Linked DNA regions of Homo sapiens: region 2 is linked to region 1. Evidence: chromatin loops called from intact Hi-C (ENCODE). Cell type or tissue: Panc1. All regions are shown on one strand. Each heading gives the region's core, and the rest is flanking DNA. Links, peaks and the distances in the headings are about the cores only.

What was found. Hi-C counts contacts between places; a loop is a spot of excess contacts. Peaks named below come from ENCODE experiments on the same cell type or tissue, not always from the same donor. Only the 100,000 strongest peaks of a DNase experiment are listed, where the experiment ranks them.
Region 2: a loop joins it to region 1, with 6 times the contacts of the local background. A loop is called at or near these places in 16 of 110 quality-filtered maps.

What each region holds. Positions count from the first base shown.
Region 1 is chr5:21,797,983-21,813,895 of GRCh38, reverse strand. CDH12 (cadherin 12) reads left to right here. Exons shown (of 15, transcript NM_004061.5): 10 at 11,476-11,729. Among named protein-coding and RNA genes, the nearest start is that of SNORA105A, 79 kb to the left of the region's middle. RefSeq lists a silencer at 616-810. In Panc1, for the core only: CTCF peaks have their summits at 10,641 and 10,850 (motif pointing right); a DNase peak (open chromatin) is centred at 10,845; H3K27ac peaks cover 207 bases.
Region 2 is chr5:21,451,571-21,468,498 of GRCh38, reverse strand. It overlaps the pseudogene GUSBP1. Among named protein-coding and RNA genes, the nearest start is that of SNORA105A, 420 kb to the left of the region's middle. In Panc1, for the core only: CTCF peaks have their summits at 8,909 and 9,115 (motif pointing left); a DNase peak (open chromatin) is centred at 9,138; H3K4me3 peaks cover 792 bases.

The DNA of each region.
Region 1 (15,913 bases), core at 7,796-15,795:
TTCAGCAGTGATGAATTCAAGCTAGAAAGACTTAAAGTAGGATGAAGGGGTAAAAGGCATGTGGAGGGTGGAGGGTATCTTACAGTGAGGTGAAAAATAAAAAAAGACTTCTGTATTAGAAGGGAATATGAGCAAAAACCTGACCATGTGGTATTTGGGTGATGTGAGTTCCTAAAAGTTTGAGCAGCAATTTCAAAATCTCTGAATTGGGAGTGTACTAGGCAAGAAGGCCAGTGGGGCTGGAATGAAGTGAAGGAAGAGGGCCTTGGCCAGAGATGACGGGCTCGCCAGGCAGAGCCTTGTAGACCAGGCAAAGATGTTGAATTATTAACAGATCGTGATATAGAGAGCCCATGTGAGTGTAGATCTAGATCACTTTTACTCTTTTATTTATTTTTATTTATTTATTTATTTTGATATGGAGTTTTGCTCTTGTTGCCCAGGCTGGAGTGCAATGGAGGGATCTCGGCTCACTGCAACCTCTGTCTCCCAGGTTCAAGCGATTCTCCTGCCTCAGCCTCCCAAGTAGTTGGGATTACAGGTGCCTGCCAACATGCCTGGCTAATTTTTTGTATTTTTAGTAGAGAAGGGGTTTCACCATGTTTGTCAGGCTGGTCTTGAACTCCTGACCTCAGGTGATCCACCTGCCTTGGCCTCCCAAAGTGCTGGGATTACAGGCATGAGCCACCACACCTGGCCTCGCCTTACCCTTGTAGACCCAAGTGACTCTGGTTGTCTTAAGAGAACAGTAACTAGGAAATAATGAAAGCAATAGCTCAGTTAAGAGACCATAGAAGTAAACCGGGAAACAGATAGAAATGTGGAACGTGATGGTACAGCAACAGAGATGGTGAGAGATTGTGAGATTCTAAATAAATTGTAAAGGAACAGCCAAAACATATTTGTATAAATATTATCATCATCTGGTAAATTACACCAAGCATTTGAGACTTCAGAGCCTAATAAAACACATGGATTTTCTTTCAGTGTTGTAATTTGCTTTCATCTCTAAATATGGATCCACTAGAGGCAATCCCCTATGCTAACCTAGTGTTCTATTAGAAAGAACATTGTAGCCTGCACCCTACATCTATTGAATCTTTAAAAAATAACTCAGGAGGACATTTTTGTAATGAAACTTAAAAACTGTCCACCTATCTATTGTATATATTGTATCGTGTATTGTGTTTATATGCACACATGTACATAGATGCATTACTCAATTAAACATGATAGTATGACTTAATAAAAATGTGAGAAAATATCTCATTGAATAAAGCCCATAAAAATTCAAAATCAATTGAAACACTACAACAATTTTTTAAGTACAGAATGCTTTTGGGTAAAGACTGTAAAATAGTACTATACTCAAGCATATATTCAATAAGTTCTCAGAAAACTTCATCTTGCAATTATCATTAGGAATCCTTAAAGAATTAGGTGTATCTCAATAACTGTGTATGTAAACATCAACAGTAGTGTTGCAGATCCAGAATGATCTTAAATTATTTGTTAAGGTTTTCCCTTCAATATTGCAATACAAGAATTCTGATATAAAATCAGATTCATACAGAAATTACATTTTAAGTATACTAAATGCATTTAGAAAGTCCCAAATATATATTCTACATTTGAATATGTAGTCCTTTTTTAAACACCAGTTATTTTAATTTTTTAGCTAACAGATTTTGAGCTGCAATAGAGGAATGAGGCATGACATGCTTTGTTTTCAGAGTTTTTCTTTTTTTAACGCACTTAAGAATACATTAAAATACTAATGATCTGAAGTACATATTGTTATTACTGTTTTATCTTCAAAATCTTTTATTTGCTTTTCTTTCACTATTTTCTCCTCTGTCTATTTCCTGTATAGAGGGAGGGCTTGAGAAAACAAAAATGATGGTCAGGTTTAGATTAACTGAGAAGACTGAAGAAAGGCATTTTTATTTATTTTATTAACCTTAACTTTGATTCACTTTATGAGCCCTGTGACAGAATGCCATTTCACTGTGACAGAATGCCATTTCACTGTGACACTTCGAATTCAGAGGAACATTATGAAGCTTTATAAATTGCTCCAAGGCATAAGATATTGGTAAAACAAAACAAAACAAAACAAAATAAAAACTGCTTTTATTCCACCCTCACATCCTACCACTCTGAGAAAACTGTAAAAAAAAAAAAAAGCTTGTCCTATATGGTGTTGGGTGTTATAGCAATAAAACACTAATAAAATCAGAATAAAGTTTTTTAAAAATTCAAATTGTCTAGAAATTAAGAGGTGAGCTACATTTACAATGACAGAATAAGAGTTTTAAAATTCAATGGCTTCATTCTTAGTGAAAACCTAAATGAAATTTGTGTTTAGTCACTAGTGTTTTTTTTGCTACTGAATAAATGGGAATAAAATATATACTTCTTATATGTAAACATGGATAGTGAGTTACACGAATTAAAAGTTTTCAAGGACTCAAAATCTAAATATGGTTATAGAAGCACTTGAATTTTCTCCAAAGTGATTGCAAAATTTAAATAATTAAAATAATTAAGTGAATACTTGTTATCCAAAATAATAATTTAATATCCTGTATAATTTTTCAAACAGTTCTCTACCATTTCTACAAAACTTTCTCTTAGAAACTGTTTAAAATGAAGAGTGGTGAAGTTATTTCCTATTTAGTTTTTTTAAAAGTAAACCTTTTTTGGAATTAGAGACAGTGCTTACCATTTTGATGTTACTTGGCAATATTAGTTTATTTCAAATTAACATAACTGTGTGATCACATTAAATCCAAAGCAGAATTTTTCTTTTTCCTTAAAAACGTATGAGATAAATGATATTACTCTTCACAAAGAGCCTTTTAACAAATCGGCTAAGGTGCCAGTTGGTCCCACTGAGCATATATATATTTTATACTTACCCGTAAATCAGTAAAACTCTTTTTCTTTTTTCACGCTTGACAAATGAGTTCACATGATTTGGTAGCATAGCACCATCATGTGGTTAATTTTTGAATAACTCTTAAGAACAAAATGATAATAAAATTTGGAATATTTTACATAGCCAATCATACATGCCTCAGTTTAAGTTTAAAATAATGCTATTTTTAGCCACGCTAATGTACCTAATTAAAGAAAAAACACATGAATGCTGTTGTTTCTATATTATGTTTCTGTTTTTCTAAATATTTGTCTTCACCTTCTTTTGTAATACCTTACCTAGTTTCCCTAAAGTCTCATCAACTGTAACTTAGCCCTAAATCAACGTAACCACTGCAGATTTTTCTAGTCTTGTAGACAATTCTAACTGCACATGCCATAGACTTTTCAAATTCACTGTCTAAAGCTGAGTTCTTTCTTTGCTCCCAACAAAAGTCTGCCTACTCATGTTTTCTCCTTTCCAGTTTCTTAAAGCAAAAATCTGTGATTTTTCTAACACCGCTTCCATTCCTATTGACATCCCCTTGCCAAATAGGGCACAAAGGCTGGTTGCTGATTTTTCCAGAACTCAGGTTAAAATTTTCCTTTCTCCACCTATGAATTTGCCATACAGCCCTCTTCCTGACTCCTTTTTGCCACTGCAAAGGCTATTTTCCCAGCCTCACACGTTATTTTCCTCCAACTAATCTTTTTATTCATGGGGGAATGAAAGAAATCTATTTAGACGTTTAGATAGAAACATGTTCATCTTACTTAAATCAGTTTCTGGTCCTACTGATAGAAAGATAAAGATCAAAGAGTGCATTTTCTATTACTAACTTCTGCACACACACACATTTACAGGCATGTTCATATGCACAAGCTACATTCCAAGTACAGCAAAATCATTGCGATGTCTACCAATGGTATTGTGGTTCTCCTCCTTCTGCATAGAACTCCCTGTCCCATATAAGTATCTTCATGAATTCTTACATGTTCTTTAACATTTTTTTCTCCCTTGCTTCTCAACAAAGGCCTCCTAGAGTCCCTCAGGCAAAGTTGATCACTCCTTTATTTTGTCCCCAAATGTCAACATTTCTGTCAAAGCATCTATGATACTTACAAGGTTCTCATATTGAAAATACAACTCATTCCTCCTACTATATTTTAAGCCCCTGGAGGCACTTTTCCATATCTGTGTTTATTTCCCCATCAGTAAAGGAAATGCCTGAAATATATAAGATGTTTAAAATTGTTGTCGACTAAAAGGACAAATATCTTCTGTTGGTTTACTGTTTTCACTTCTGCTGCATTATTTTTCTTTTTACTCACATAGCATGTAAAGTTTGGAACGTTTTGCAAATAATTTAGAAAAATATGTTTTACTGATTCTACAAATAGGAAAGCTGAAGCTCAAAGAAGGAAGATAATTTTTCAAAGTCACACAGCTTGCTGTAAATCATAGTATATGTTTAGAAAGAGTATACTTCCAATTGTTGTGTACAACAATGCATGTTAGAAAAGATAATTGGCCTCCCCAATAGTCATGATTTATACTGTATGTGGACATGACACATATATTTTATTTCAGCATTTATAGTATGTGACGAAACCCTCTGTAATTTTTTAGGGGAAATATCACTAAAAACCTATGTCTAGAAGCACTAGAGTTTCTTGCAATTCTTTTTTGTTTTGTTTTGTTTGCTTGTTTTTTGTTTATCTTGGTTACTAAATTTATTCCAAAAATTACCGCTAAAATACAGGCATTACTATAATGACCATGATTCTTAAGATAATTTGTTAAAACTACGAAAATTTTGCAGAGTTGCAAAACACTAAAGTATAGTAATAACTTGTCCACAGAAAAATTAAGTGCATTTCTAATAAATAGTTTTGTTACAAATATTTTTAAGGTAAGTTATATAAAATGGATGTTTCTTCATTTAAATATTTTTGTTTACAAACACTTTTTGCCTAGTAATTATATGTTTCTTATAAGCTTATATATTATTAATTTTCTAACAAATGGTGTTGAAATTTTGTCCAAACTAAAATCTACGTTTTAAAACTTAACTACATTTCATTGTTTTTCCCTTTGTTACAGGGACATTCTCACCTGATATAGTGGCAACTTTTGTTCATCAAATACAGCTTTTTTATATAAAATATTGAGTTGCAACCTTTTGTCAATGATGATGAGATATGCATAAACTCTCCCACGTCTCTTCCCAGACAAGAATTGACTACTATATTGATCATAAAACTGAGTTTTAGGAAACCTGCTTTTTCATTAAAATGATGCTTGTTCTGAACATCTTATCTTTATTGTTCAGCCTAGTGTAATAAACCTATTTATAAGAGCTTGCTCCTAGTGTCTGTGCATCCTGGTTCAGCCTGGTATAAATCTGTTTTCTAACTGCTTGTCTTAGAAAGAATCTAGTCTGTTTCAGATAAGCCTACATCCTCGGATCATTTGCGTTCATTGACGGTATTCCTTCCCATTGCCTATTAAGACCTACTAGATAATTGAGAGTGTAGAGCCTTATCACTCAAGGATATATTTTCCTAAAAGTGATGGCTTTACTGTGTTGGTAAAAATAATATAGGCTTACTATAAAAATTGAAGTAATACAGAAGAGTAAAAAGTAAAAAGGGACAAAACCACGGCTACAGTGAGTCATAATATGGCATAACTGGTTCCTTTGCTCAGGGCCTTTTGGGAGGAAATCAAGGCGTGATTGGGGCTATGATCCAATCTAAGCCTTGGAGTCTTTTGTAACCTTACTGGTTCCTAGCAGAGCCAGTTCCTCGTGGCTGTTTGTTTTGTATTGTTGTTGTGTGTTTGTTTTGTTTTTGTGGTAGTTACTACTTCCTTGTGGCTCCTATGACAATGTTGTTAGCTCTCGCCAAATATCAGGTTTCAGTTCCCACAGGCACCCCTTGAGCACTTGCCACTTGCCACATAATCTCCTATAATGACAAATTTACTTCTTATAAGGCAGGACGAAAAGCATCTGCATCACTCCTTTCTTTTAAGGGGTCTCCTGGTTAGATCACACCTCTCAAGTAAAATCTCCTTAATTAACTCAATGTCAAGTGATTAGGGACCCTAATTATATATGCACAACTTATTTTTCCATTAAACTTAATAAGTTTATGTGAGTGAGATGTCATTTAATTTACAGGCCTCTCACACAATGAATGGCAGAGTCATTGCACACAGAGTATAGGTCATTGGGGGCAGGAATATTGGGAGCATCTTAGAATTCTGCCTGCTGAAGCTATCATTTTTTCAAATTCCTCAAAATATCTATAACCATAGCTATCCATTTCCACTCAACATTATCTGGAAGCATGAGGAGCCCTGGAAGAGCCCAGGTAGCTATTCTCTTATAATTTATGCCAAAAAATTGCTTATTTCCCTTTGAAATGAGAAAATCTTTTGGCACTTAACATTTCATTTAGTTTTTTGTGACCTGGACTTCAGCAATGTAAGAACAGAGAAAGTAGTGCTGTAATAGCCCAATGGGCTCTTCCTGCCCATTGCACAGACAAAACCAATTCTCTGAGACCATGGTACTGCAGTAAAGAGCTTATCTGACACCAGGCTAGCCATGTGGAAGACAGAGTTGTTACTCAGGTCAGTCTCCCTGAAGGCCCAGAGGTTAAGGTTTTCCAAGGATAGTTTGGTGGGCAAGGGACTAGCAAATGGGTGCTGCTGATTCGTTGGGGATGTCATCATAAGGGTGTAAAATACAGTCCCCCCCATGCTGAGTCCATCTCTGGGCAGGGAGCCATAGGACTGGTTGAGACATATGCCACAAATCTGGGTGGGGTTAGAGTGAAAAACATCTCAAAAGACCAATCTTAGATTCTGCAATGGTGATGTTATCTGTAGGAGCAATTAGGGAAGTTACAAATCTTGTGACCTCTGTTCACATGATTTGTGAGCAGTAAGAGACTATAGAAACTACCTATGTTTTAGCAGAATTCAGGCCACTATCATAATCCTAATCTTGTGGACTTTCTTTAGTTTTGCAAACATGGTTTTGGCCCAGGACCAAGGAGGGCATCAGTTATAGGGAGGGACTACTATCATCCTTGGTTCAAAGTTAAAGTATAAACTAAATTCCATAGTTAGCTTGGGCTATGCTGGGGAATGAGCCAAGACTGCCAGCCTGTGAGGCTAGAAGCAAGATGGAGTCCGCCATGCTAGACTTCCCTCACTGTCATAATCTTTGCAAAGGTGTTTTCAGTGTGGGAGATATAGGCTCTTGGGCCACAAAAGGTTTGCTGAAAAATTACTGACATGAGGGAGATTGATTAATAGGAGAAAAGGCAAACAAATTATTTAACGTGTATATACAGGTGCCTTCAGAATGAAGACCCAATTTCCCAATAAGTTACAGAATCTAATCACCATCTCAAGGTTACAGAAAGAATGGTGGCCCAGAGCATGGACAAAACCAGGTTGTCTTGGTAAATCACGTTTAGTGGCAAGAAAGGTTATGAGAGGGAGAAAGGAAGTGGCTTGGCTACCAAAGCCACTTGTTATGTAAATGAAACCTCCCTCAGAGAAAATAGATGATAGTTATTTATTTTCAGACTTTTAAAATTGTCAGGCTCTCATTGGCTCCTAGGTCTGGGAAAGGCATAGAAAAGACCTGCCCACGTTAATGGGAATTCCTTACAGATGCAATTTTTCTCCCACAAAAGATAGCTTTGCAAGGCCACTTATATTTTCTGGCCCTGTGGCAGACATTTCAAAATACATCAGAGAAATATCTTGGGGGGTAAAATATTTTTTATTTCCTTCAGTGGCAAAAAACAAAGAAGCAAAATTCCCCCCTTCCCCAATTCCTCCCTTGAGTCTCTGTAGAACAATTGAGTATATCATATTTCATTTCTCTATAGTTGTGGTTCTTACTGCACAACTCAATTAGATGAATTGTTTCCTGAACATTCTGGTGCCACTAGTCTTCCCTTATAGAAACAACCTAAAGAGAAAGAAGCTGCTCAACTAAATTCTCTTTAGTCAATCATTTCTTCCCCTTTGAGAGGTTCATAACCATTAAATGGGCTCCAAGCCATGCCACAAAGTTCTCTATTTATTGTGCAAGAGATAAATTAGTTCAACCTCACAATAATGTATGTCTATCATAGAATATGATTTATTTTCTAGCACTGAAACTAATCCTATTTATTCTATATTTATTTCAAATGCTGGGATTTTTATTGATTGTGAAACTAAAGTTCATTCCCCCCAAAAATGGAGGGTAGTCAGTCAGATGTGTAGGTAAATTCAATTAAAGACAGATCACTGCTGGTTCTCTTTGCCCTTTCTGAGCTATATACCATTTTGTCAAGTGGGATTGCCTAAAAGTCAGGGTCACGAAGAAGTAAGTCCACCTAGGAGACTATGGTGGCATTTCTCTTACAATTTTCTTTAGTTCTTTGATCACTACAGGCTATAAGTTTTCAGTTGCAAAAAATCTGTATGTACAGGATTCTTTTATCTTACTCTGTCTCCCTAACAACCAGATATTTGCCTGCTGTTATAGGTCAGGGGTCCTTAAAAGGCATGGAATACATCTCATCTCTTTTAAAGGTTTCAAAATTCTCCTTTCATGTCTGGCTTGAAAAGGAGTTACCTGTAGAGAGTCAAGATTATCTAGATAACAGTAGTGTGTAATCAAGTAGGGAAAAAAAATTAAGATCTTATCTAGAAAGAATTTGCCAAATCATATAGATAATTAGAAGTACTTCAACATATGAGAAAGTAGAGAGGGAAATGGGGAATGATTGGTACAAACGTTTACATTCTAAGATAGAAGTTAATTTTTGCCTAAGAAAGGGAGTAAGTATGAGCCAGGTCAGCTCAATTTGCTTTCTAGGCAAAAGGAACCCTAAGGTGATAAAAATCAAAGTAGTCTTATACTACAAGTTAAGGATACCTAACATAGACCACTTATATTGTTTAACATTTATAGAGCATTTAGAGTTTGGAAAAACAGAAAACATATTTTTATATGTTCCTTAATTTGAATTAGCTAGTGCACGCTTCTATCTTACACATCATTCTCTCTCCGATATCTTCTAACATATTGAATATCTCTTAAACACATGTAATTATAGAGAACTTGGTACTTCTTCAAACTCACTCATTAAGCAAGATGGCAATATTCTGTAATTTGTTGAATGAATTGAGAGGCAAGTCTTGTCTTTTCATCTTTCCATCCTTACAGGATGCATGTCAAGCCTTGCCACCACGTAAAACATCTATGTGTGTGTGTGTGTGTGTGTGTGTGTGTGTGTGTGTGTGTGTGTGTGTGTTTTAATTCACTATAGAATGATTTTATTTATTAGAGGTTTTCTCTTTTTTCTAATCTAAATTTACTCTCGTTAATAACTCAAATTACTATTAATTCACCACTCAGAGGCATAAAGAATAATCCTAAGTAATGTCAACATAATGGCCCTTCAAGTATTTGAAAATGTGTGTCTTTCCTTGCCTTGGCAGTAATTGTAGTGGTTTCTCATTTTTGGCTTTGGTAATATTTTATCATTCTAGTCTTGCAATAAGTTGTCTTTTCTTGAGTCTGATTTCTTCAACAAAACACAGTATTCAAGCTTTAGGCTGATCAAAGGAACATCACTGGGTGATCCTCTCTCTTTTTTTCAGATACTACACTTCTATTCATGTCATCAAAGGCCACATTATCAACCATCGCATATTATGCATACTATTCTTTGCTTATATAGGTATTAAGAGAAATCAAAATTTCTAACAGGAGAAATATGAAAATGAAAGGAAATCAATATTATAAGTTAACAGGTATGAGGTTAGCAAATTAAAATATAGAAAAGTAAAAAGAAAACATTGATTACAAAGCAGATAAACACATAAATAAAAATATGATAAAAGGAATACCTATAGGGAATTAATAAATATAGTTCCTGCTGCATAAAAAAGTATGGTGAAAGAGACTGATGTCATATTCAAGTGAAATTGCTGTTTTGTTATAATAAATTCCATGAAATTGTGAGTTTTCGAAGATTTAAAAGTGTTTTTTTGTTTTTGTTTTTGTTCCTCAGAGGAAATGCATAAAATGGCAATCATATCTTAGAAGGAGAAAAATATCCATCCTTCCTTTATTTTCCCCAGGTGTACTACAGTAAAGGAACAGGTACTGACACAGCAATTAGCAACTTACTGGGGTCAGACTTGAAGGAATTCCTTTAGAAAACATAAATTTTTAAAGGTCCCAGAAAATCACCATGTTAATGTTAAATTCGTGTTGTCTCAGATTTTCTTAGATGATCAGAGGCCAGAGCCATTGACCTTAAAATTATCACTTAAACAAAGCACCACAGCAGCACCATATTTCAGGAATAGTGTATTTTCAGTTATTGTGGACATAAAATTAATATTTAGAGTGAGGGTGCAAGTAAGCAGCGATAAGCTAAAACTGAGCATCCGTGACTCCATAGAAAATGACTTTCTATATTATGTTTCACAGCCTTCTCTAATTTAGTCATATATATTAATATATAAAGCCACAATTCTTGGTAATGTGTATTGATGATGTGTTACCGCGCCCATAATTTATATATACAGTTCTGAGAACACACACACACAAAAATTCTTTTTAAATTAGTACTATGTATGCTTTTAAATACTGATACAGACATTTACTAGTAAAAAAAATAAAAAAAGATCTAGACATCCAAAAGTATTTAATATAAGATGCCATAAAATAAGACAACAAAATATGGAGTTTTCATGGGACCACTTTTTCAATACCAAATTTACAGCTAGAATCTAGAGTATCTTCAATGATCCTATTTCATTTTTATTCATTTTTTTGTTTATCATTGCTTTGTTCCACTAGATGTCAGTATTGGATAAGAGCAGAGAAATGCTTCCCTGAACATCTGTTCTGTTGCTGTTTTAACTTTGCTCATATAAAATGATTAAGCCCTACCTAGCATGTATGTCTGCACGTAAATGATGAGTTTTTCAAACATAGGCAACTGATGATCTTTACAAGTTACCCAGAAACTTCTACATGGACGTGATTCTTTTCTTAAAATGTTTACCTTGCTTCTGTAATCCCAGTCCTTTGGGAGGCCGAGGTGGGTGGATCACCTGAGGTCAGGAATCCGAGACCAGCCTGGCCAACATGTTGAAACCCCGTCTCTACTTAAAATACAAAAATTAGCCAGGCATGGTGGCGGGCGCCTGTAGTCCCAGATCCTCCGGAAGCTGAGGCAGGAGAACCGCTTGAACCCCAGAGGTGGAGGTTGCAGTGAGCCGAGATCACACCACTGAGCTCCAGCCTGGGAGAGAGGGAGAGACTCTGTCTCAAAAAAAAAAAAAAAAGAAAAAAAAATGGTTTGCCTTGTGCTGCCCTTACCCACTAGTTATTAAGAAAAATGAAAATTTTAAACCAGTATAATTGATAATAACTTGCAAATTGCTCTGAAGTAATGTTCACCATTTCTGCCACATTCTATATAAATTTACTCCTTATTCTTAATTTGTCCTCACTACAGCCTTTAGATTTTGAAACAAAGAAGGCATACACTTTCAAAGTTGAGGCTTCCAACCTTCACCTTGACCACCGGTTTCACTCGGCGGGCCCTTTCAAAGACACAGCTACGGTGAAGATCAGCGTGCTGGACGTAGATGAGCCACCGGTTTTCAGCAAGCCGCTCTACACCATGGAGGTTTATGAAGACACTCCGGTAGGGACCATCATTGGCGCTGTCACTGCTCAAGACCTGGATGTAGGCAGCAGTGCTGTTAGGTGAGAAAAAGAAACATTTTTTTTCTATGTTTCAGGAAAACAAAACAAAACAAGAACAAAAACCAGAGAACCAATTCTCTGTCCAAAACTGCATGATGATTTAATTATAGAATATGATGCTTGAAAACATAATGACTTTACATAAGAATAGAGGAAATGTTATAGGATTGGGGGGAAAACATATTATCAACTATTGCAGCAGTGTTTACTAGTGGTGTTATAACCAATAGAGGTCTGATTCTCATGTCACTCAAGGTAACAAATCTCAACTCTTCATGTATAAACGGGATTTAATAACATAACCTTTTAGAGAATGATTCTCATAATTAGTAATATTAAGATACTTTGAAAGTGCCTAGAGTATAATAGACATTAATACATTTTATAATTACTCTAAAATTTCTGACCCCTTACCCAAAGTTAGTGTTTGAAAAAGTTATTGCAATTTGCATGTCATTTTTTCCAGTGTAACAAACTTGTCTACTGTTGTTGAGGTGAAATGAGTAGAGACACAGTTAGAGTCAGTCCTAGAGTAAAATGAATTTATGGAATTGCTCAAAGCAAATGCTTTGCAAGAAGCTGCTTCCTGCTCATCTCTCTCCCACTGTCACTCTCTCTCAACACATAAAGTCCACTAGTACTATCAAGACATAATACAATTTCCCTTTTCCTCATTTATGCATTGACCCAGCAGTATGTTTTGAGACTTTATTTCCCATTCGTTCTATTGTATGCTTGAATTTTCTGCCGCGTGCCTACAGCTGTTGAGAAACCAATTAAAAGACAAGTATGAGATTTGTTCCTGAATCTTCTGTCCCGAAAGAAGCTTACTATGCAAGAACCAAAATAAGAAAATATTAAGTAGGTTTTTAAAGCAAAAACACTTTATTCTATTGACATACAACAGACAGATATCTTGTAAGATTTTACACTATGTGACAAGTAAAGATTAAAACAATGGATCAAGTGTTCAGTAGTATCCTTAACACAGTAATTGCATATAGTGACATCTCAGGAAATGGCTTGACAGCATACGTAACTTGCTCTTTGGATTTATCTGAATCCATCACCTATAATTACATGAATACTACCTCAGTCAGTTCTAGCTGCTACCATCCATTAACACATACTGGATGTATTAGTTCGTTTTCACACTACTATAAAGAACCACCCTGAGACTGGGTAATCTATAAAGTAAAGAGGTTTAATCGATTCACAGTTCCACATGCCTGGGGAGGCCTCAGGAAACTTACAATCATGGCGGAAGGAGAAGCAGGCGCATCTTACATGGCAGCAGGCAAGACACAACGTGTGAAGGAGGAACAGTCAAACAACTTATGAAACAATCAGATTTTGTAAGAACTCACTCACTATCATGAGCAAAGCATGGGGGAACCACCCCCACTCCCATGAGCCAATCACCTCCCACAAGGACCCTCCTTCAACATGTAGGGATTACAATTCTAAATGAGATTTTGATTGGAACCCAGAGCCAAACCATATCACTGGATGACTTAAGTAACAAACACAGTTCTGGAGGCTAGACAGTCCAAGATCAAGCGACCAGCAGATCCAGCGTCTGGTGAAGACCGGCTTTCTTTTCAGCAGGTGGTCATCTTCTCCTTGTTTCCAGACACTGGAGAAAGAGAAAGAGAGCTCTCTCTAGAGTCCCTTTTGTAATGGTAAAAATAACTTCATGAGGGCTCCATCCGGATCAACTAATTACCTCCCAAATGCCCCATCTTTTAATACTATCACATTGAGGTTTAGGATTGCAAGATGTGAATTTTGGGGGGATACATATCATCTCATAAGATTCCAATTCTGCCCACCCCAAATTTATGTCTTTCTTACATGCAAAATGCAGACATCCTAAGGGCCCCCAAAGTCTCAACTTCTTCTAATATTAATTAAAATCCAAAGTGTCATCTAAATATCATCTAAGCCAAACAAATGTGAGACAAAAGGTACAATTCATCCCGAGGCCAAATTCCTCTCCAGCTGTGAATCTCCAGCTGTGAAACCAAATAAATTATGTGTTTCCAAAATACAATGGTGAAGATATTCCTATTCCAAGATGTAGAAAGAGGAAAGAAGAGAGGGGTGAGAGGTCCAATGTAAGTCCAAAACCTAACAGGGGAAACTCCATTAAACCTTAGTCTCAAACATAATCCTTCTCTAGCTCTATTCTTCACCTCTCAGGCCCACTAGAATGGATGTCCCACTTTTGGACTCACTAGGGTGGCAATATAACCTCCACCACTCGGAGGGACACCACCCATGCTGTGGTTCTCTGCAGTGTCCTCACTCATGTGCAGTGGTCACACTCTCAGGGCTCCACTGAGCGACCCTACCCCAGTGTGTCTTCTAGGCATTGATCCCAATGTTTAAAATCATTATGGAAGCAGCCATTCCACAAGCCTGGTGACATCAAATCACTGTTGGGGTGATTTGGAATTCTTCCCTCGATTTGGAGAATTATGAATGCTCATAGCTGAAGAGCTATGTGATGCTATTTAACAGAGCTGAAGAAGTTTGATGATCTTCTTTCATTTTACCACATTTCTGTTTTCTTTAGTACCAGCTGGCAGTGTTTCTGCTATTATAATCTCATCTGTTTTCCTGGCTTTTTTTGAAATAGCAGATGAAGTTCTGGTTCACACCTATACAAATCTTCTTATTAAGTAATCAATCTATCAACCCTTAATGTTCTCTTCTAAACACACTTTCTCATTATTTTGGAACACGGACGGGGCTGAGATATTTCCAAGTCCTTAAGCTTTGGTTTCTTTTTACTTAAAAAATTCATCTTTATTTCATTTCTTTTATTTCACATTTTACTGCAAGCAGTTGTGAGGAACCAAGCTACTCCTTTAACACTTTGCTTAAAAATCTCCTCAGCTAAATATCTAATAATTTCATCACTCAAAAGTCCTTCTTTCCACAAAATACTAGACCATGAACACCATCCACCTAACTTCTTTGCCACTTACTGACCTTTCCTCTAGTTTCTAATAACATGTCTTTATTTCTCTCTGTTAACATATCAGAATGGCTTTTACTGTCCATATATCTACCAACATTCTGTTTATGACTGTTGAGTTGTTATTTGGGAGGACAGAATCTTTCTCTACAGTTCTCTTTTCTTTCTGAACCTTTAACAGAATATCCTTGAACATTCATAATTTTAGCACTTCAAAACTCTTCCAGCCTGTACCCCTTACTCAGTTTCAGAGCCACTTCTACATTTTTAGGTATTTTTTATAGCTGCACCCCCACCGTTTGGTACCAATGTCTGTCTTAGTCACTTAAGGCTGCTATAACAAATTACCGTTGATGGAGTGGCTTCAGCAAAAAACATATATGTCTCTTGTTTCTGAAAGCTGGAAAGGTTATGTTCAATGTGCCAAGAGATCCATTGTCTAATAAAGGCCTGGTTTCTATTCAGCAGAAAGTCATGTCTTTGTATCCACACAGCAGAAAGAGAAAGAGAGCTGTCTGGGTCTTGGTTAGAAGGGCACTAATCCTATTTATGAGGACTCCACCCTCATGACCTCCTTACCCCCACAAAGCCTATCCATATATCATACATTGGACATTAGGATTTCAACATATGAATTTTGGGGAAACATAAACATCCAGTCCATAACAAATGCTTTTATTCTTGAAGAGAATCAGTAATCAGGAGAGAACTCTAAAAAAGCTCATCTGTCTTTTAAAAAGAAATAAGTATAACAATTACTGAGCACCCGTACATTTCAGGCTGAATGCTAACCAATTTACTCACTGAATTCAAACTATTATTTTACATTTCCATATTACAACATGATTCACTTCCAGTTAAGTTCCAGAAAACCATATATGGTTTATAGGGCTATATGCAGACACACACACACACACACACACACACACACACATCCACATATACATTCAAATATTTGTTAGGTATTCTCCAAAATCTGCTGCCTTGGTAATTATTATGTATTAACCTAACATTATTTATCAGTCTTTTATTTCTGAAGCCCTAGGATGTTCTGTTGATAATTAGAAAAGTAGAAGATGCCTGGTGAATAGATTTACAGGTCTTTTTTAAATGTGAACAGTTATTGAAAAAAAATTGAAGGTTGCAACAAAAATAATTAAAAGGTAAATGAAGATTAATTAAAACTCTCTGCAGGTCAATA
Region 2 (16,928 bases), core at 5,540-13,539, 340 kb after region 1:
TTTATGCTCAGGTTCAGTGAAGAATGGACAGGCATGTAAAAAGGTATCGGACAAAAAGGGAATGACCTGATGTCATAGACTGAGGGGGACACCCAGAAAGGCCTGTCCAGCCAGATTCTTCCTGGCCTCTCCGTGCTGCATTTCTTCCTCCAGGGTATAGGGCAGAACCCCTCCGGAATGAGGGTCTTATGACCCACAGTCAGATAAGGTAGGTCAGAGACTTTCTTTATGGCCAGCGCTTACACAGAAAGGCTGGGGAAAGTTCGAGTACTAGTTCTGGATTTTATGATTGGCTTTGGGAAAGAGCGGTTCTTAGTTACTATGACCCACCTTGGGGAAGAGGAGTTCTGGTTTTTTTTTTTTTTTTTAATTTTTTTTTTTAATTATACTTTAAGTTTTAGGGTACATGTGCACATTGTGCAGGTTAGTTACATATGTATACATGTGCCATGCTGGTGCGCTGCACCCACTAACGTGTCATCTAGCATTAGGTATATCTCCCAATGCTATCCCTCCCCCCTCCCCCGACCCCACCACAGTCCCCCAGAGTGTGATATTCCCCTTCCTGTGTCCATGTGATCTCATTGTTCAATTCCCACCTATGAGTGAGAATATGCGGTGTTTGGTTTTTTGTTCTTGCGATAGTTTACTGAGAATGATGGTTTCCAATTTCATCCATGTCCCTACAAAGGACATGAACTCATCATTTTTTATGGCTGCATAGTATTCCATGGTGTATATGTGCCACATTTTCTTAATCCAGTCTATCATTGTTGGACATTTGGGCTTTTTGTTTTTGTTTTGAGACAGAGTCTCACTCTGTCGCCAGGTGTCAGTGCAGTGGCACAATCTCAGCTCACTGCAACCTTCACCTCCTAGGTTCAAGCAATTCTCCTGCCTAAGCCTCCCGAGCAGCTGGGATTATAGACGCCAGTCACCATGCCCACCTAATTTTTGTATTTTTAGTAGAGATGGGGTTTCACCATGTTGGCCAGGCTGGTCTCCAACTCCTGGCCTCAAGCAATCCACCTGCCTCAGCCTCACAAAGTGTACTAGGATTACAGACATGAGCCACTGTCCCCAGCCTAGTATAACACTTCTAAAAAAAAAAAAAGTCTGTATTTCAGCTGGGCGCGGTGGCTCACGCCTGTAATCCCAACACTTTGGGAGGCTGCGGCAGGCAGATCACGAGGTCAGGAGTTCGAGACCGGCCTGGCCAGCATGGTGAAACCCCGTCTCTACTAGAAATACAACAAATTATCCGGGCATGGTGGTGCACGCCTGTAATCCCAGCTACTCAGGGGGCTGAGGAAGAATTCCTTGAACCTGGGAGGCGGAGGTTGCAGTGAGCTGAGATCGTCCCACTGCACTCTAGCCTAGGCGACAGAGAGAGACTCTGTCTCAAGAAAGAGAAAAAAAATCTGTATTTCATATGTCCTACACATACTTATAGCTTTCAAGAACATAAAAAACATTAAAAAAAATTTGTACCATTATCATTTCCAGACCCTTCACAGCACATATTTTATCGGGGTTTTATAGTAATTCATCCTTTCCACTAGTGCACTTAGCAACCAAGACAGCTCATACCCCCACATACAGACAAACTTGCTATTAAAAGGGTCAAAGTCTTAGTTTCCTCAAGTGTACTATGAATACCCAGGGAAAGACTCCAATACCAAGCATGAGATAAATAATGCCCATATGAGAATTTTCAACTTTTAAAGAAAAGTAAGTCAAACTGTCTCACGGTAGGAAACTAGGGTTCCCGCAACCCGTTCTCTCTCTCTTCAATTTCATAATTTGCTAGGAGAGCTCACAGGGAATCACTTTTAATTCCACAGTCTAAATGTAATCTAATTGCCAAGTCTGGAAGAACACTAAAAAAAAAAAAAAATCTCTTATGAGTAACTTCCCATATAATGATGAATACTACTTCCATAAATTATTCCAATGTTATTTTCTATTTACATGCTAAAGCTAAGTAGATCTTTCAAAGAGATAATCAATTTAGATTCATGTGTTTAGATCAGAGGTAGAAACTGCAGTCCAAAGATGTAATAGTAAATCAAGAAAGTTCAATAATTTGTCCACAAAAATCAAAGGAGATCATAGTCTTGAGACAATTTTTCAATAATTTAAAAATTTAATAACTCCCTAAGTTCCTCTTAGGTAAAATGTATACATGCTTTACTAAGAAAAATTGCAAGAATTTAAAATAATATTTATAAAGTACTTTGCTGTTTATAAGCTACTACACCCAAAATCTTAATCTCTTCAAGAAACGTCCAAGGTAGATGATACACACACAACAGGGTTATGAAGGATCAGAAATTGGAAAACCCATCCAATGTTCCTCATCTAGTAGACTGTGGGGCTGGGCCTTAAACCTAGGTCCCCCAATTCCAAATCCCAAGCTCTTTCCAACAGATTGTGCCCATTTTTTTTTTTTTAGACAGAGTTTTGCTCTCGTCGCCCAGGCTGGAGTGCAATGGCACGATCTAGGCTCACTGCAACCTCCGCCTCCCAGGTTCAAGCGATTCTCCTGCCTCAGCCTCCCGAGTAACTGGGACTACAGGTGCCCGCCACCCACACCGGGTTAATTTTTGTATCTTTAGTAGAGACAGGGTTTCATCACGTTGGCCAGGCTGATCTCAAACTCCTGATCTCAGGTGACCCACCAACCTCAGGCTCCCAAAGTGCTGGGATTACAGGCGTGAGCCACCGTGCCCAGCCCAGATTGTGCCATTTTAAAACATTCTCCAAAGCAGCAAGATTTCATTTTTTAACAAGACAGTATTACAGGTCTAAATTCAATTTAATATTCTCAAAATATTTCTGAGAACCTATTTTACAAAGTAAAGTACTAGGGGCTATAAAACTTACATACCCACAAATATATACATCTACTATGTACCCACAAAAATTGAAAATAAAAAAATTAAAAATAAAAAGCTTCACTTTGGGAGGTTGAGGCAGGCGGATCACTTGACTTCAAGAGTTTGAGATCAGCCTGGCCAACATGGTGAAACCCTGTCTCTACAAAAAATACAAAAGTTAGTCAGGTGATGGTGGCACATACCTATAATCCCAGCTACTGGGGAGGCTGAGGCAGGAGAATTGCTTGAACCAGGAGGCAGAGGTTGCAGTGAGCCTAGATTGCACCATTGCCCTCCAGCCTGGGCAACTCAAAAAAATAAATAAGTAAATAACAACAAAAAGCTGACATAGCCAAATAAGACAATCCTTGTTCAAAACATGTTGTATTATATGCTTAAAATGGTAAATACAAGGTACCTATACTGTGATAGTACAAACATTCACTAAATTGTTTAAAACATTTGTAAATGCCTCAGATAGCATGTCTTTGTCTACTGTTTGAGGATATTAAAATTGTTTCTTGATGTGATGATACTGTGGTATAATATGAAATATATTTGGCCAGGTGCGGTGGCTCACTCCTGTAATCCTAGCACTTTGGGAGGCTGAGGGGGGCGGATCATGAGGGCAGGAGATCGAGACCATCCTGGCTAACAGGGTGAAACCCTGTCTCTACTAAAAATACAAAAAAAAAAAAAAAAAAAAATTAGCCAGGCATGGTGCCCGGTGCCTATAGTCCCAGCTACTCAGGAGGCTGAGACAGGAGAATGGCGTGCACCCGGGAGGCAGAGCTTGCAGTGAATCGAGATCACACCACTGCACTCCAGTCTGGGCGACAGAGTGAGACTCTGTCTCAAAAAAATATATATATATTTGGTCTTTGTTTCAGGTTCCTGCCACAGAGCTTCTGAAATACTTGGAATTTCCTGAGTGATAGGAGCTGTCTTTTGTTATTCATTAGAAGCCCCTTTGGATCCCACCTAAGTTTATGCTATTGAAGTGACTTAGTGTGGGATCCCTAGGCCTCAGGATGGGACTGCTGCTCACTAAAAAAACTGACAGGTTAGATAATTGGAACTTTCATCCCCACCCACCAATCTCTGGGGAAGCTGGAAATTAAGATCTATAGAAATTTTTTTTTTTTTTTTTTGAGACAGGCTCTTGCTTTTTTACTCAGGCTGTGATGCAGTGGCATGATCATAGCTCACTGCAGCCTCAACCTCTGGGCTCAAGTGACCCTCTCATCTCAGCCTCCCAAGTAGTTGGGACTACAGGTGTGCACCGCCATGCCCAGCTAATTTTTATAAGATTTTTTGAATGGGATCTCACTGTGTTAGCCCAGGTTTGTCTCAAACTCCTGGGCTCAAGTGATCCTCCTACCTTGGTCCCCCAAATTGCTGGGATTATAGGTGTGAGCCACTGCACCCAGCCTAGACACTCCTGAACCACTAGATGTGATTAGCTTCAGGGTAGTTGAACACAGGGGGATGCTGGGGAGTTGGTGCACCCAGAGAGGGCACAGAAGCTCTGCACCTCTCCCACCGCATACCTTGCCCAATGCATTACTTCATCTGGCTGTTCATCTGTATCATTTATAATATTCTTTATAATAAACTGTTAAACATAAGTAAAGTGTTTCCCTGTGAGCCGACCTAGCTAATTATCAAAGCAAAAAGAGTGGTCATGGGAACCCTGATTTATAGCCAGTAGATTAGAAGCACTGGTCACAACCTGTGAATTGAGATTAGTGTCTGAGTGAAGGCAGTCTTGTGGTAGTCTCCAGGCAGACGGTGTCAGAATTAAGGTGAGTTACCGGATACCCAGTTGGAGAACTGGTTGATGTGTGGGGGAAAACTCCTACATATCTGGTGTCAGAAATAAAGTACTGGTTCACACCTGTAATCCTAGCACTTTGGGAGGCCGAGGCAGGCGGATCACCTGAGCTCACAAGTTCGAAACCAGCCTGGCCAACATGGCGAAACCCCGTCTCCACTAAAAATACAAAAAATTTAGCCAGGCGTGGTGGTGGTCACCTGTAATCCCAGCTACTCAGGAGGCTGAGGCAAGAGAATCACTTGAACCCAAGGGGCGGAGGTCACAGTGAGCTGAGATCGCGCCATTGCACTCCAGCCTGGGTGACAGAGCAGGCCTCCGTCTCAAATAAAACAAATAATGAAGGGTTTTTTCAAAAAATAGTACATGTAGATGGCTTTCTATTCACCACAAAAAAGTTTTCTTCCAAAGACTGAAAATATTTTTTGTCAGGTACACTGCCAAATACTGGATATTGCTGCTGTACAACATTTTATTTTTTATTTCAGTTATTTTGTTTTATACTTTATATTTTATTTTATCTTATTTTATTTTAAGATGGAGTTTTGCCCTTGTCGCCCATTTTATTTTATTTTATTTTATTTATTTTGAGATGGAGTTTTGCTCTTGACGCCCAGGCTGGAGTGCAATGGTGCAATCTCAGCTCACCACAACCTCTGCCTCCCAGGTACAAGCGATTCTCCTGCCTCAGCCTCCCTAGTAGCTGGGATTACAGGTGCCCACCATCACACCCGGATAGTTTTTCTATTTTCAGTCAAGACGTGGTTTCACCATGTTGGCCAGGCTGGTCTCGAACTCCTGACCTTAGGTGATTCACCCACCTCAGCCTCCCAAAATGCTGGGATTACAGGCATGAGCCACTACAACTGGCCCATTGTTGGTTTTAAAATGATAAATTGGGCTGGGTGCGGTGGCTCACACCTGTAATCCCAGCACTTTAGGAGGCAGGCAGATCACAAGATCAAGAGATCAAGACCATCCTGGCCAACATGGTGAAACCCCATCTCTACTAAAAATACAAAAATTAGCTGGGCGTGGTGGCATACACCTGTCGTCCCAGCTACTTGGGGGGCTGAGGCAGGAAAATTGCTTGAATCGGGGAGGTAGAAGTTGCAGTGAGCTAAGATCGCACCCCTGCACTCCAGCCCAGCAATAAAGCGAGACTCCATCTCAAAAAAAAAAAAAAAAAAACCCAAAAAACAAAAAGCAGGGCACGGTGGTTCACGTTTGTAATCCCAGCACTTTGGGAGTCCAAGGTAGGCAGATCACAAGGTCAGGAGTTCAAAACCAGCCTGGCCAACACAGTGAAACCCCATCTCTACTAAAAATACAAAAAATTAGCCGGGCATGGTGGCATGTGCCTGTAGTCCCAGCTATTCGGGAGGCAGAGGCAGGAGAATCGCTTCAACTGGGGAGGTGGAGGCTGCAGTGAGCCGAGATCATGCCATTGCACTCCAGCCTGGGCAACAGGGCGAGACTCCATCTCAAAAAAAAAAAAAAAACCAACAGTGACAAGTAGCATAACAACATTCTTTTTTTTCTTTGTTCTCTGAGATGGAATTTCACTCTTGTCCCCCAGGCTGGAGTGCAATGGGGGGATATCAGCTCACTGCAACCTCCGCCTCCCGACTTCAACCGAAGCTACTGCCTCAGCCGCACGACTAGCTGGGATTACAGGCCCCTGTACCATGCCCAACTAATTATTGTATTTTTAGTTGAGATGGGGTTTCACCATGTTGGCCAGGCTGGTCTCAAACTTCTGACCTCAGGTGATCTGCCTGCCTTGGCCTCCCTAAGTGCTGGGATTACAGGCGTGAGCCACGGCGCCCAGCCAACATTCTTTTCTCTTTTTTAATATACTTACATGAGGTATACATAGTACTTAAACCAATAAAACGACAAATATCTGAACTTCTTACCCAGTGTTTTGCAACTTCTTTCCACAGCTGTTCTTCGAGTTTGTTCAAACATTGCTTCCAAGTCAAATGTGCGAGCTTTTTTACCTAAAAGATGAACAAATGGGAGACTGTGATTGTCTTGCAGTAAGCTGGCCAAACTTTAGGCGATCAATACTGATCAATAAACACTTACTTTGTCTAGTTTATAGCATGGCTCCAATATAACCATAAAATATCAGAGAAGGAGTTTGAGTCACAGAAAACTTCTGATGACAATCCCTTCACTAAGTACTATTAACCAGGCAACTTTCCCATCCTCCTCTAGATCCCTACCCTATGAAACAACAACACTAATGTGGGAGGCAGAATGGAGAATGTCCCAAAAGTTACCCTTTGCAAATGTAATTAAGGTTATGGACTTTTAAATAGGGAAACTATCCTAGCTGGCCCTTAAAGGCAAAGATGCACAACAGCTATGGCGGAAGAAGTCAGAGAGATCCAACGTTTGAGAAGAATTTGAGGCGTTATAGTTGGCTTGAAGACGAAAGGGGCAACATGAGAAGTAATGCAGGTACTTTAAGGAGCTAAGAGGGAAACAGAAATCTCAGCCCTATAACAAGGAACTGTTGAGCATGGAAACATTCTCCTCCTCCCCCAGTAACTTTATCAAAACTCTTAAAATTTTCCCCTATTTGGCACAAACATATGGACACCTTTCTCACTCCTGAGTAAAGGAATGATGTACTAAAATGAAGGATTTATACCGGGTGGGGTGGCTCATGCCTGTAATCACTTTGAGAGGCTCAGGTGGGCGGATTGCTTGAGCTCAGGAGATCGATCAGCCTGGGCAACATGGTGAAACCTCGTCTCTACCAAAAGTATAAAAAATTAGCCAGGTGTGGTGGCACATATCTGTGGTCCCAGCTACTCAGGAGACTAAGGTGGGAGGATGGCTTAAGCCTGGGAGGAGGAGGCTGCAGTGAGCCAAGATCGCACTAGTACACTCCAGCCTGGGTGACAGAGCGAGCCTCCATCTCAAAAAATAAAAAAATAGAAAAGGCTGGGCGCGGTGACTCACGCCTGTAATCCCAGCACTTTCGGAGGCCGAGACAGGCGGATCACGAGGTCAGGAGATCGAGATCATCCTGGCTAACACGGTGAAACCCCATCTCTACTAAAAATACAAAAAAAATTAGCCAGGCGAGGTGGCGGGCGCCTGTAGTCCCAGCTACTCGGGAGGCTGAGGCGGGAAAATCGCGTGAATCCAGGAGGCAGAGCTCGCAGTGAGCCGAGATCTTGCCACTGCACTCCAGCCTGGGCGACTGAGCGAGACTCCGTCTCCCAAAAAAAAAAAATGAATAGAAAAACTACAGAACTAGTATGTGTGAACAGAACCCAAGGCCAATATGTGTAAGTCTACTGTTTAATTACTATCATAGAATTAATACACGCTGGTCAAAAGAGAACAAGAAGACCTTGAGAAAAGGTTCAAGGAAGTTAGAATCCCAATGTTTGGATGAACAGCATTTATAATTTTAAAATGCAAAATAAAAAGAAATCATTTTTCATGTATCAGTCTACTAAAGTTTTGTTTTCATTTTTAAAATAATTTTCTTTTTAAATAATAATACCTACTCTGTGTTGGTACGGATATGGTAAAAATGGCATTCTTAAATTCTGTTAACTTTGGTATAACCTGAAACAAGTTTTTTGATGGGTATTACGGCAGTAAGCATCAAGAAGCTTTAAAAGGCACATACCCAATTTTTCAGCTTTTTAAGTATTTATACTTCTGAATAAACTAGGCTCTCTTTTAGAAATCTACCCTACAGAATTACATATTTTTAAAAATCCTCGTACAAATGCTGTTATTTACAAAAATGTTCATTTTAGCATTATTGGTGACTTAAAATTAGAAAAATCCTTTCTCTTCCTTTCTCTCCAGGACTCTCATAACTGTCACCTGAGTTGGTTCCAACGGATACGCAGAATAGAAGACAAATGGGAGAAGAATATTGACAAACTGCAAGGTATGCACCCGAGCTACAGTAATTCCGAGTTGACAGCTCGATCTCCCCTCCCACTCTGCGGCTCTTCAAACCTCTGCAAAAGGAAGAGGGTCTCTGCCTGGGGCAGTCACTCACCGAACCCCGTGAAGCCCATGGTGACCGCAAGCTGCGGGTCCGGTCCCGATGCGTCTGAGCCTGTCACTGGAGCAAGAAAAGAGAGGCGGCCTAGTTAGTGCGGCGCCCCAGCTCCCCCGACACGGCCCACCCCGCCAGGACTCGCTTCATGAAACCCACCTTCGCTGGGCCCAGAGCGCTCCATGGCTGGCCGCACGCCGCAGAACCAGCCACAGAGACAGCCCAAACTGCAGGGGAACTTGCCAATAACTCGCGGCAAATGCTGGAGGAAGTACCGCCTCCAAGCTACAGCGGCGCCGCCGAAGCCAAGAGCGGCGCCTTCCGCAGAGGGACTGCGGCTTTCTGCGCGGCGCCCCCTACCGGACAGGCGGGAAAGCGCCGCGCAACTCAGACCACTGAAGGGGAGTAGTATCTGGAGTTTCTGTAACATCCTTTCCCTTTTTTTTTTTTTTAAGCCAGAGCCTCTGTCGCCCAGGCTGCAGTACAGTGGCGTAATCTCAGCTCACTGCAACCTCTGCCTCCCGGGATCAAGCGATTCTCCTTCCTCAGCCTCCCGAGTAGCTGGGATTACAGGTGCCCGCCGGCTAATTTTTGTTTTTGTTTGTTTTTGTTTTTGTTTTGAAACGGAGTCTCTGTCGCCCAGGCTGGAGTGCAACGGTGTGATCTCGGCTCACTGCAACCTCCGCCTCCCGGGTTCAAGCGATTCTTCTGTCTCGGCCTCCCAAGTAGCTGGGATTACAGGCGTCCACCACCACGCGCAGCTAATTTTTTGTATTTTTAGTAGACACGAGGTTTTGCCATGTTGGCCAGGCTGGTTTCGAACTCCTGGCCTCAAGTGATCCGCCTGCCTCGGCCTCCCAAAGTGCTGGGATTACAGGCGACACCCTTTGCTTTTTTTTTTTTTTTTTTTTTTTTTTTTGAGGCGGAGTATCACTCTGTTGCCCAGGCTGGAGTGCAATGGCGTGATCTCGGCTCACTGCAACCTCTGCCTCCCAGTTTCAAGAGTTTCTTCTGCCTCAGCCTCCCAAGTAGCTGGCACTGCAGACACGCACCACCACACCCAGGTAATTTTTTGTATTTTTAGTAGAAACAGGGTTTAACCATATTGACCAGGCTGGTCTCAAACTCCTGACCTCCTGATTCACTCATCTCGGCCTCCCAAAGTGCTGGGATCACAAGCGTGAGCCATCGCAAATACAAATATTCATTAAACGTATAGGCTGTCTACTTACTCGATGACCTTTCTACCTAGACTAAAGCCAAAAAACTCTGACACCCTAAAAGATTCATAAATTATTTACTACATAAGGTTTAGATGCATCATTACCAATATTGCACATAGAAATTTAATGTTGTTAGTTGAGCAAACAGATGCCATGACTATTTCTTCTCTTTATAAATCTTGGTGGCTTATGGCAGCAGAAGCCTACTCCACTATTTAGGCTCCTATGACAGCTACTTTTCCCCTATTGAGCAAGTTTCACCTTAAGTTACTACCAAAAAAATTATACAATTAATATATTTTGTACCTCCTGAAAATAACTGTTTATATTATCATCTCAAGTAAAATAAAATATTTTCACAGAGAGATGGAGAGATGTGTAGAAAATTTATCAAATATTAACCTCTTCCTAAACATGGGGTTGAATTCCTCCAGTAACATTGTAACGTTGTTAGAATTATGTGAAAGGGGGCTTTGTCTCAACTATCCTGCTAGTCATTCATTCAACAGCACTCTATTTATGTTGTATGTTTCCCTAAATGTTTCCATTTTTGCCTCCAAACACTGCTAATTTGGTTTGGTTGCTATTTATTTTATACTGTCTTATAAATCCCCTGGAAAGTGTATTGCCCCATGCCTGCACACACTGCAGTACAAGAGTGTACTGAAGTACATAATGGAAGAGTTGGTTTTTTCTGCCACTCCATCACTTGAGTTTAAATAATAAGGAAACACAGAAATCTAAAACATTTTGAACAGTTAAGAATTATTAAAAGAAAGTAGAATGACAAACAGGAAAATTATCTATCCATATCTATATATGTATATCTTTCTAGAAATGTCCAAAAGGACAAAAGAGGAAAAAATGAAGGGAAAATCATGAACCCTTGAATATGAGTCCTTCTGAGCAAAACTCTGTTCTTAGCATTTCTCCACTATTATCAAGTTTCTAGTATCCTCCAAGAAAATACCATATTATCATCCTGGAACTTTGGTAGTATATACCTGTCCTTTCTATCCCTATCTACAGAGACCTGTCTGATTTAGATTCTAAACTGACCTTCCTCATTTTTTTTTTTTTTGAGACAATATTGCTCTGTTGCCTATGGTGGAGTTTAGTGGTGTAATCTAGCCTCACTGCAACCTTTGCCTCCAGGATTCAAGTAATTCTCATGCCTCAGCCACCTGAGTAGGTGGAATTAGAAGTGTTCCTCATTTTTAAAACTCTAGAACACAGAAATTTTATTTGTCTCCCAAAGTCCAAAAATTTAAGAATAAAAGAAAAATTAAGAGTCAGCTTTGATATCCTGACATACAGTCTTCTTTGAGATATTAATACCTTTTATAATAAAAATGAATGGGTATTTTTGTGACTTTTTAGTAAGAAAATAGTGAACCAAACCTGCTTGCACACATTTATATTTACATAATTCTCAAAGACAAATATTTAATTATAGAAACGGTATATATACATATGTACACACATACATACATTAGTGACTCATATTCAAGGACTCATATTCTAGGGTTCATAGTTTTCCCATATATATATATATACACACACACACACATATATATATACATACACACACACGTATATACACATATAAAATACTAAAAAATGTTTAAAAGTTAACTTGTAAATCTTACATTCAGATATTCTGATTTACCGTGTCTATATCAAGACTCAATGTGGTTTTGTAAAAGTAAACACTCCAAGTAGTTTTGATGCAAGTCATCTAAATCACTCATTAAAAAAATTGTGGCTCATAAGTGTTCATTAACAAATAAATGGATAAAGAAAATATGGTATATATACACAAAGGAATACTACAGAGCCATAAAAAGAATCAAATCATGTTATTTGCAGAAACATGAATGAAACAATAGGTCCTTATGTTAAGTGAAACAAGCCAAGCATAGAAAGACAAATATTGCATATTCTCACTCATTTGTGGGAGCTAAAAAGTCTGATCTCAGGAAGGTAGAGAGTAGAATGATGGTTAACAGAGGCTGGGAAGGAGGCAGGATGAAGATAGATATTGGCTAATGGGTGCACATATAGAGTTATATAGAAGCGATAAGTTCTAGTGTTCAATAGCACACAAGAGTGATTATACTTAGCAATAATTTATTGCCTATTTCAAAATATTTAGAAGAAAAGACTTAAAATGTCCCCAACACATACACACGAAATAAATGTTGGAGGTAGTGGATATACTAATTAACACGATTTGGCCATTATGCATTGTATGCATGCGTCGAAACATCACATGAACCCCTTAAATATGTACAATCAATATGTATCAATTCACAAAGACGGAAAGATGGAAATGTTTTCGTTTATAAAAACAAGGATGGAAAAAAACATCCTTACCTAAATACTGTCCACAATGTCACCGGTGCTTTGCATCATTCAGGTGAGCGATGTTAGTGTCCCTTCTACTTATCCCCGGGGTTTAATTTGCACCAAGATTGTTGTCTGCACAAAGATTCAATAATATACAGAAAATCTTATGGTGACCCAGAGAAGATGTGAAATGATTATAGTTTTATGCCTTAGATGACGTTGCATTTCTAGCCATGGCAACACATCCCCAGAAACTTTTCTGTAATTAAAATGGAAATACTATATGATTTATCATTTCATTATAAAAGTAGTTACTCTATATGTGGAAGGTTTTGGTGGTGTAATTTCCCCAGATATGTATATCAATATGTGCGAGCAAATGCTTGTAAGTAAAAACAGATAAGATAATTTTATATTCTATATGATGTTAAGAGTGTTAAGCCAGAGCAAAATTTCATTTTGAATATGGTAACCCTGGATTTGTTGTTTCAGTCTGGATTTTATATTTTAGATAGGGTTAATTAATCAGAAAATAGCTCACTCTTACTGCCTCTTCTGAAATTTTAACAAATAGTTTTGTTATCTGTTAAATATCAGCACCTTTAAAGTCTTTGGAGAGACTCTTTTCAGTTTCAGTAAAGCATTAGTGTTTGTACACTAATGTATGTTTGTCAGGTTTACTTATTTATTTATTGACCTCAGTGCAGGAAAATTTCACCCCAGGGGGTCTTACATTATTTTTCTACTCCAAAATACATAGGCTACACAGAACAACATCATTAGCAACATTGTTTCAGCAAGGAAATAATCCTTATTGGCAAAGGGAAACCAAGGAAAGAAAACTATTGTTTTCTTCAGCTACATGCTGTCTGCAAAGCACCCCATGGATTCAATTTCTCATCAGTTCAGAATGGAATACTAACGTGCTGCCTAGAGATACAGAAGTGGGATGAACGCAGGGCCTTACTCAGCATTCAGAACAAAACTGTGAGTAAACTTTCAGGCATGACATGCTTAGAGTCAGTCATAGAGGAAAAATAGAAGCCTCAAGTTCTATTCAGAGACATCAACTTACCAAAGTTTAGGCTAGTATATTCCTCATTTGCACGGGTGCTTTCCAAAGACCCGGATGCGACGTTAGCAAAGTCTTCTCATGACCATTCGTGTGCAATAAATTCATAAAGGTAAAATATGTGTATTTATTCTCCATATATTTTTTAATTGTATAAGCTTCAGGCTCGGAGGTGGCTTGGAAAAGATGTCCCTGACTGCATCTCCCTTCACTGCATCTTTGTTCAGCAAAATCTTAATTAAGAGCAAATCATCCTTCACTGATATCGGTGAATACGGTAACATGAAAAAAATAATAAGATGATGGTAGAGAGAACATGGAAGGGGAGGTGAATAATGAACTGGAATGTCCAGTTGGAAAAACCATCTAGAAAGTATTGAGAAGGTATAATGATTGATACTATCATAGTAAAGTAAGAAGACATAGAGAAGTAGTGTTGACACATCCCATGTTTTGCTAGTCTCAGAATTAAAACTTAAAGAAATAATAGTCAATAATTTTTAATGATTAAATAAAAATGATGAAAAGACAATGGATTAAAATAAAACAAACAAAACTGCCTCTACATTATCGATGTTAATGTTAAGGAAGTTAAAGACAAAAAAATAAGCTTCCAGACAGAAAAAAACTTAACTACAAAGAAGTCAAGTGGAGATGAACATAAAGTATGAAAAAAATCTTTCTATACAACATGCAATTAGACGTATCTAATAACTTAATATATAATATAGTATAATACATCTTGTTAATAAGAATAATTTAGAATGCATTAAGTTTACCTATAATTTATAGGTTGATTAGCCATAGTAAACATGATAATACATAAATGTAGTTCTGTAATTTCAGTATGTAATGACTCCCTACAATAACTTTTGGAAGAAGTATACATATGGGGGGAATCAATAAGACATACTCCATCAATCAGCTATTGTTGAGTAAAAACCACATCAAAACTCAGCAGATTAAAACAATAATTATTTATTATTTCTCATGATTGAGCCAAATCTGGCTGATCTATGCTTATATATCTGAGAACTCAGTTAACAATAGGTTAGTGGAAGTCAGTCTGTACTGAGACTACTGGTATCTGCTCTGTTGTAATTAACCTTGTGGGGCGAACATCGCTCATGACATTGACAGGGCTCCAAAAGCAACAACAGAAACAAGAAAGCTGTTTGAAGCCTAAGCTCATGGATGACACATTCTCAATTCTGCCGCATTTATTGGTAAAATGTTATCCCAGAATCAAAAGGTGGGGACACAGACTATAGTTGTCTGGAGAAGGTGCAAAGTCATAATGCAGAGACTGGATACAAAGAGAGATAAAAGCTTGCTGCCATTTTTGTAATCAATCAACAACAAATGATAAACTGGAGTGACTAAAGACATTAGTAAATTTAGATTGCCTGGACCAACAGAAAGCACCTGCTATGGCCTGAATTGTGTTTCTCCAAAATTCATACATTAAAGCCTTAATATTCATGTGATGATATTTGGAGACAGAGTCTTTAGAAAGTAATGGAGTTAGATGAGGTCATGAGGATGGGGCTGTTATGATGAGATTAAGGCCCTCATAAGATGAGGAAGAGACAGCAGAGTTTTCTCTTTCTGAGCAAATACATCGAGAAAAAGCCACGTGAAGACATAGTGACAGTCAACAATTCACAACCCAAAGAGAAACCACTCAACAGGCCCTGGTCCTGTTGCCACCTTAATTTTGAACTTCCAGTCTCCAGAACTGTGAGAAAAGCGATTTCAGTTGCTTATGCCACCAGTTCATGGTATTTCGTTATGGCAACCTAAGCAGACTAAGAGAGCATCTCTTTGGAATGGCTTTGAAATATTTAAACAGCTCTCACTTTCTTCCATACTTTCAATTATTCGTGCTAAGCCAAGAATCTTCAGGTGTTTACAGGCCTTTTGGGATATTGATTTTAGAATGCTGACACTCCAAAAGAGTTATATCCATGCCTTTGGTAAACTCAACAATGCACTACTAAATAGTTAATGGCAGATATACATTTTGGGATATTTTAGGTTTCTAAACTCAAGTGTGCTCAAAAATCAGGGGAAAAAAAATGGCTCTTAAAAAAAAAAAGAAGTCCAAAAGTAAGTTAAGATTTACATTTAGCTGGTCATTTTCCTCCATATTTCCCTCAAGCTAGATTCTATTTGTCTTGTGCTTCTGCTATCTACTTATGGTGGGAAATTTATGCTCAGCTGAACAAAATTTGATTTCTTGTGACTCCTGGTTGAGAGCCAGACAGGTCCTTTCACAGATGCTCTCAACAATCTGCTCCTTCATTAAATGAGCTTAAGGATGCTCATCTCTGAACCAATGACAAGGTTACAAGGAGGAGAGGAGGATGCCTGAACACCACCAGGGTCTGTGAAGGAACGTGGACTAGGAAATTGATTTTTGGCAGGCAACCAACTATGCCCTTGGGATGAGATTTGTGCCCAGATTGCCAAAGGATTGTGCAATGACTACAAGGTCGTAACAGTGAAGATGGTCATGGAAACAATGAATCTGAGTGTCAGAGCACTGAAGAGATGGCAAAGACCTATGGATGCATGAAAACATTCCTATGCTGAACACCCCAGAAATATTTACCAATGTTACCCATAATTATAGACATAATTATGGGTAGACTTCTTAGAAAAAAATAGAGTTGCATGTAATTTCATGTTAGATGTCTTTCTCAGAATACACCATGAGCACATGAAGAATAAGAAGCAGAGACCAAAGGAAAGTAAGCAAGCTGTGCAACTTACAGGGAACAATTTGAATTGGCCCACATCTTGGAATTTTTCTGACCACATTTTATAAATCTCTGAAAAGCTCAGAGGTCCTATATGGTATATTAATTATAACAGATATACAACTATTATATATGTGTGTAAATATATATATCTGTGTATATATGTGTATATATAGATGTATATGTGTATATATGTATGTGCATATACATGTGTATATATGTGTGTGTATATATATGTGTGTGTATATGTGTGTGTATGTTTATATATATGTGTGAATACACGTATATGGATCTTTGTGGAGAAAATTAACATATATATGAATCTTTGTGGAGAAAATGCACGAGGAATTAATCAGGAATAGAGGAAAAGTTATGCCACCTTCCAAAAGAAAAACAAATTCTACTAAAGGCTTGCAGAATCTTCAGTGGAGATTCTGAAGATTCCGAAGATTCCTCCACTGAAGATTTTGCAAGTGTTTAGTAGAATCTGGAGCCATGAGGAGAGGGAACGAATGGGCAGTCAGAAATTACCACATCGTACATAGTTTTGAGAAAATAGGAAAAAAATTGAGTACGTTATTTTCTATTTTGCTTCATCATACAATATATTAGACCAAATATTCAGTAGAGCATTGGGAAAGACAGATGGCATGGTGTAGAAGTCTCATGCACAGACAAGGAAGCCATAAAATGTCAATGTTCATTTTTGAGAGGGATGTGGATTAGAGATGAGGGTCATACAGGAATTCTCAGTACCTACATTTACT